Linked DNA regions of Homo sapiens: region 1 is linked to region 2. Evidence: chromatin contacts called from ENCODE Hi-C data. All regions are on one chromosome and are shown on one strand. The core of a region is the stretch at or near the end of the contact, and the rest is flanking DNA. Distances in the headings are between cores, read along the strand shown. Region 1 holds the start of ATP1B1 (ATPase Na+/K+ transporting subunit beta 1). Region 2 holds the start of PRRC2C (proline rich coiled-coil 2C).

Region 1 (2,867 bases), core at 233-2,732, 2.4 Mb after region 2:
TGACTAACCTTGAAGTGTGATGCATTATTAACCCTTTAATTTTCAATCAAGAGAGACTCACAGGCTGCATTTTTTTTTCTTTACAAAAATTCATATATTCCAGCTTCTTCCATTTCAAAATGTCAGCTAAGCACTATTTCCCTGACTCATTCTCCTGCCGATTCCCACAGATCCTCCCAAGCAGGAACACCAATCGGCCTCTGTTCAGGACTCCCTGAATGACTGCAGTGGTGGTGCCAGTGGTGTTGGTGGTGATGGTCATGATGATGATGATGATGATGATGATGTTGGAGGAGGAGGGGGCAGTGATGCAGCAGGGGGAGTTCCCTCCCTCCTTCCCTCACGCAGTCACGACTCATAGATTCGCCTACAACTCTGCCCTTCAAAATGACCTTTTTTTTAAAAAAAAAAAAGTCACCTTTCCGGAGAGGCTGAAAACAAGAAATCTAATTTTCGATGGAAAAAAGTCTATCCAACCAAGCAACAGGCTGCACAAAATATTTTAAGATCAGCTGCTCTGCGTTTATATTCCCTTCACCATAATCAACCCAACCTACTGACTGATCCACAACTGTCTGTGTAGACCTTGAAAACAACCAGACTTTGCCAGGTTTCGGGCCAAAGCTAAGAATCGGAGTCCTGAAATGGAGCTTATTGAACCATTTCTGGGTGGTGATGACTCCAGGGGAGGTCATGGAGGGAAATCCTTAGCCATCGCTGTGAAATACTACAGTGTGGATGGATTCCTCTCCACCCTTCTCTTTCCTCTCTTTTGAGATACGTATTTAGACTAGAAGAAAGATGCTGTAACACACAACCTCGTCTGCATTAGATCCCATCACCTCACGAGGTTCTCTCAAGACCCCAGATCTCATTTTTTTTTTAAGGACTCAGGACACGGGAGAGACAAATGTAGTCTCGCAGAGCCTGACTATTCCCAGGAGTAAAAGGCTCAACCGATGCACGGTAGGAAAGACTGCAAATTACCAAGCCAAGATCGCTACGATATGCATAACCTTCCGCCTGTCGTGTTCCAGCCCCGACCCTGCGCCCCACTCTGGGGACACCGCATTCCGCACAGGACTGCAAGCCCAGGCCGGCGCGACCCAGCAGCGTCCACCACCCTCGCCCCCGCCACCCCGGCCAGCGCGGTGGGTGCGGAACCGGCCGCGGACCCTGCGCAGGGGATGCGCCGCCCGGGAAAGATCAGACGCGGCGGCCGGGAGCTGCGGACCCCGTACTTACACCAACTGCCACCGGTCCTGCCCAGAAACTCCTTCTTCTCTGAGTTCCAGATGAATTTCTTCCAGCTGCCCTCCTCCTTGGCTTTCCCGCGGGCCATGGCGATGGCGGGTCAGCAGCTGCCGCGGTCCGGAGGGTGGGTGGCTGCGGCGCGCGCCCTGGCGTCCTCTGCGCCGCTCGGCTTCTCCGGCCTGGCTCTCTGCAGGCAGGACGCGCCGCTGCCGCTGCGGCTCTCGGAGTGCGAGACGCGCGGCGGAGGAGCCAAGGCAGGAGCAGGAGGAGGGGGAGGCGGCGGCGGCGGCGGCGGCGGGGCGGGGGCGGAGGGAGGGACGGCGCAGGCTGCGCGGCTCCGAGCCCCGCACCTATTGGTGGGCGCGCAGCCGCTCGCGGGCTTTCTTTGGTCCGCCGAGCGCTCCTCTAGCCCTTGGGGGGTCGGGGGCTCCGCGAACCCGTAGCTGCCGCTCCCGCTGCCACTGGGGACGTGTGCTGGGCCCCCGCCTCCCCTGACCTCTGCAGAGACAGGCCCGGGGTAGGAGAGTCAGAGAGGGAAGGACGGACAAGCGGACTGCGGGGCGCCACCGGCACTCCCGCCAGGAGCCGAGGAATTGGCTGCGCCCGCCCTACCTTTACTATATACCGCGCCCCGGCGGCCGTGCGCCCCGCCCTCTAGCGGCCCGGTGGCCAATCGCCGGCGCCAGGGGCAGGGACTCGGCCCGAGAGGGCGGGTTCGGGGCCGGCACAAAGGAGCCGCCGGGGCTAGAGGGGCCGCTTGGATCGCTGGGCGCGGGGCGTTGGGCGCGGGGCGAGGAGGAGGCGGGGGCGGCGGTGAGGGACGCGCAGGCAGCGCCGCGCAGCCCCCTCCCAGCTCCCGGCTGGGCGTGAACCGCCCCTTCCGTGGCTGGGGGATCCGCACCTGGGTCGCCCGGAGCCTCGAGGACCCCAGCCCGGCAGTCCTGGCCCAGCCTCCACGCCTCTGCCTGCCCGCCCGCGCTTTCGGCCTCCCTGGGCTGTGGGTCCACCCCTCCTGGGCGCTGGCGGGGTGGGGGAAGGTCACTCCGGGACGCCGGACTGGCGAGGACTCTGCCCAGCTCCGCCCCGCCTCCCGCTCCTGCACCTGCCGCCCCCTCGCACTCCCCGCCACTGCGGTTGCAGTTCCGGCCCTTCCCTCTTCTTTGCAGGCCAGCCCAGCCGGCAGCCCCGGTTCCTGACTGCCCGGCTGTGCCCCTTGTGGGCGGCCTGAACCACCTCGAGCAGGACAATTGCCAAACCCACCCAGGGCGGTAGCCCGCAGTGAGTTGTCCCGTAGAAACCAATTGAGACTCAGGCCAGTCTAGACCCCAGGCAACAATATCTGCACGTGACCCAGCCACCGAGGACTTTCTTGGTGCCCGGTCGGCGGCGGGTATTCTCATTGGCATGCTTTTATGCCCCCTTGGGGGTATCGATCCCTTTGTTCTGCTGTAAAATTCTTGGAGCCAAAGGACCTTTGGGAAAACCTAGCGCATAGGGCAAGATGTTGCAGACCTGGGGCATAGAGTACCCCTTCCCACTCTTTGTCCGCTGTTGCTGGAAAGCCAAACTCTTGGTTTCATCCCTCTCCTATGAGCCCCCAAGCAGCTTTATAC
Region 2 (2,993 bases), core at 452-2,951:
TGGGGATGATCTTAATAGCACTTTTCTCAAAGGTCTGTTGTGGAGATTAAAAAAAAAATGTATGAAAAGGACTTATTACTGTGCTCAGTGTATAGCAAAAGGTCACCTAATGGAGAACAGCCACACATAAGCTAAGCAGAGCAAACACAATCACTTAAAAAGGCTATATTCTGAAAATCCACTTACAGAAAAGGAGAGAATTACTATTTGACTACATGCTAAAGACAAAATTCAAGTTCAATTTATTCCTAATTTTTTAGGGGATCAATGCATTTGGGGTGAGCCAGAAAAGATGCTGCAGTGCATCTGTGACACACACCTAAAAATGGCTCCAGTCAAAGCAGCATCTTAATTACCAATATGGGAGGTGAAATCTAGTTTTGAAAAATGGTGGGGTTAGGCTTGGTAGGTGCTTAGTATCACCCTATTATTTTTATTTGCAGGAGTAAGCTATTAAGTACTCAACAATCAAAAAATCCTCCGATTCTTCTGGTGCATTCCAAATGAAAATCTTACAGCAGAGCCGCCTACTGTACAATTCTAAGTACTCTAACGAGGTATGAATCTATGAACCCAGGCTGAAAACCAGCCAATGCGGAAATCCAGGTAGCTTTATAAGCCAGCAAACATCAGGCATGTCAGACCCTCAAAAGATCCCAAATAATGTCAAAACACACATACATCCCTTTAAATTAAAGGTACTCCTCTCATGCAAAGGAAGGAAGACTCTATCAATGTCTCTATAGTGGCCCCATGCCCTTTTCTTCAGTCCTAAAACGGGGCCTTTACCCTGACACCACCAATATCAACGCTATCTCAAAGACAGGGAGCTACCGAGATTCACCACGCAAGTTAGAGGATGGAGCGGCCTAGAGTGTGAAAAGACTACCCAAATCCTCCTCCGGAGTTGGGCAGCACTTCCCTAGCGGAAGTAGGGTTGGTCTTGATTCCCCGAAGAGCCTCTCATCTAACCAGGTCTTTAAACCAGACCCTCCCATACATTGCTCATTGCAAGTCCCACCCTCACTACACAGGAAGAGGTAGACAGTGAAAGCCCCGGCTGAGTCCTTCAGTTGTTTGGGGAAACGCATACCCGACACTAAAAAAAAAAAAAAAAAAAAAAGACTTCACGTCCGCCAGTCCAGGAAGACGGAAACCCCCTTCGCTTACCCGGCAACATGCGTAATCCCCTCGCAGGGCCAGGACTGGGGTCTAGGTGGGAGCAAGACAGACCGGTCCAGAACTCCCGCTGCAGACCACATGGGGCGGGTCTGACTCCGGTTTCCCGCTCCCCAAGCTGGAGGCCGACTTCCCCAGACACAGAGATGATGGTAACCAAACAGAAGGGAAATGCCCGGACCCAAGGCCCTCTCCACGCGGCCCCCTAGCCTCCGGGCGCCAGGGTCTGGGTGCGCTCCCACGCCCCAGGCCGCACTCTGGCCGTTCCCGATGGGGCCCTCTTTGATCGCGGCCCCCACACCCTCGCTTTCCTTACCGGTCAGGGTGAGTGTCAAGTTTGCGCACTTCGAGGGTCTCCGCCGATCTCTGATCGAAAGAAGGGGGAGGGAAAGCTGGGGTTAAAGGGGTGGCCGGAAGGGCCACCAGACTGGAAAAGCCGAAGCTGCGGATGGACAAACCGCCAAAGCACTTTCGCAGCTTTCCGAGGGGGAGCGAGCGAGCGAGAAAAAGAAGCAAGATGGCGGCTAGCCAGCCCCTACGTACTACGTCATGACGCTAAGTACGTAGGTCAAATCTCCGCAAGACCACACTCCTGCGCAGAGACGGCCGGATCACGTGAAGCCTCCGTGGCGGCCCAACCCCGACAGAGGGTGCTGGCGCTTCCTGCTGGACGGAGGGAGTTTCTGCAATCAGAATTATCTTTTCAGGACAAAGCTTGGACCTGAGACCTTTCTAAGAAGTCTTGAATTGACCACGTTTACAAGTTGATAATAAGCCTCAGTGAAATGAGCACTCTTATGTCTGGTGGGTGGATGTGTAAATGGTTGAACCAGCAGTTCGCCAGTATGTCTCAGTGAATTTGGGGCAAGCTGAGAAGTCTTGGTGTATTGAAAAGTTATCACAGAGAGTGAAAGTAAAACTAGTGTGAGGAACAGAGTAGCATGGGCTGCTGAGAGCACTTTTTAAGTTTCTAATTATGGATGTGAGATAAGCCATTCAGTTTATTTATATGATCTCTCCATCACAGTGTTCAGCTCCGTTGAATAGTAAGATTCACCCATGCTGGCTTTTACTAGGCAAGTGTAACATAGGCAGATGAGTGTATCTGGAAGTGGGAGACTACAATGATGATAATATTATGTCAGAACAGATGGCGAATGTTTAGTAAATGGTATCTTTTGTCCTCTTTGTGAACTACCTATGACATATTTAAAATTCAAGGATTTCTTACCACTTCTGGTCTGAACGATCTTCCCCGCCAGTAGCTGGTGTATGTCCATGGAATTGTCACTGTAGCAATGTTAGAATAAATGAAATAATAAAGAGAGGTAAATTATGAACACCTCCCTCCCCACTAATATTAATTTGAAGTAGAAAAGTCTGGACTTGCTTGGTGGCTCATGCCTGTAATACTAATACTTTGGTAGGTCAAGGCAAAAGGATTGCTTGAGACCAGGAGTTCAAGACCAATCTGGGCAACATAGTGAGACCCTACCTCTGCAAAAAAATTAAAAAGAAAAAAAGCTAGCTAGGCATAGTGGCACATGCTTATAGTCCTAGCTACCTGGGAGGCTGGAGGCAAAAGGATCACTTGAGCACAGGAGGTTGAGGCTGCAGCGAGACTCTTTCTCGAAAAAATAGAAAAGAAGAAAAGAAAAAGTTTTTTTATTGATATAGGGTCATTGCCAGGGGAAAGCCTACTGATCATCCACAAGAGGACAAGGAAGCATTACTTTAGTGAATTTCTACAACCTTCTAGGATCTGGTCTATAGTGTCCTGGTCACAGAAACATCTTTCTTTGTTTTTTTGGAGG

What was found. Hi-C counts contacts between places; a loop is a spot of excess contacts on that map. Pooled maps may share reads with other maps.
Region 1: a loop to region 2 is called in a map of B cell, with 22 times the contacts of the local background. The contact joins the promoter of ATP1B1 here to the promoter of PRRC2C in region 2. A Hi-C loop is called at or near these places in 2 of 168 maps with a recorded cell type or tissue (B cell and OCI-LY7) and 8 of 50 pooled maps.

The regions. Positions count from the first base shown.
Region 1 is chr1:169,105,305-169,108,171 of GRCh38, reverse strand. It overlaps ATP1B1 (ATPase Na+/K+ transporting subunit beta 1), which reads right to left and starts at 1,482. Exons shown (of 6, transcript NM_001677.4): 1 at 1,246-1,482. The coding sequence starts at 1,342. RefSeq lists enhancers at 773-1,345, 1,346-1,918, 1,707-2,001, 2,492-2,867 and a silencer at 1,515-2,434.
Region 2 is chr1:171,484,238-171,487,230 of GRCh38, reverse strand. It overlaps PRRC2C (proline rich coiled-coil 2C), which reads right to left and starts at 1,701. Exons shown (of 35, transcript NM_001387844.1): 1 at 1,496-1,701. RefSeq lists enhancers at 1,148-1,896, 1,803-2,112.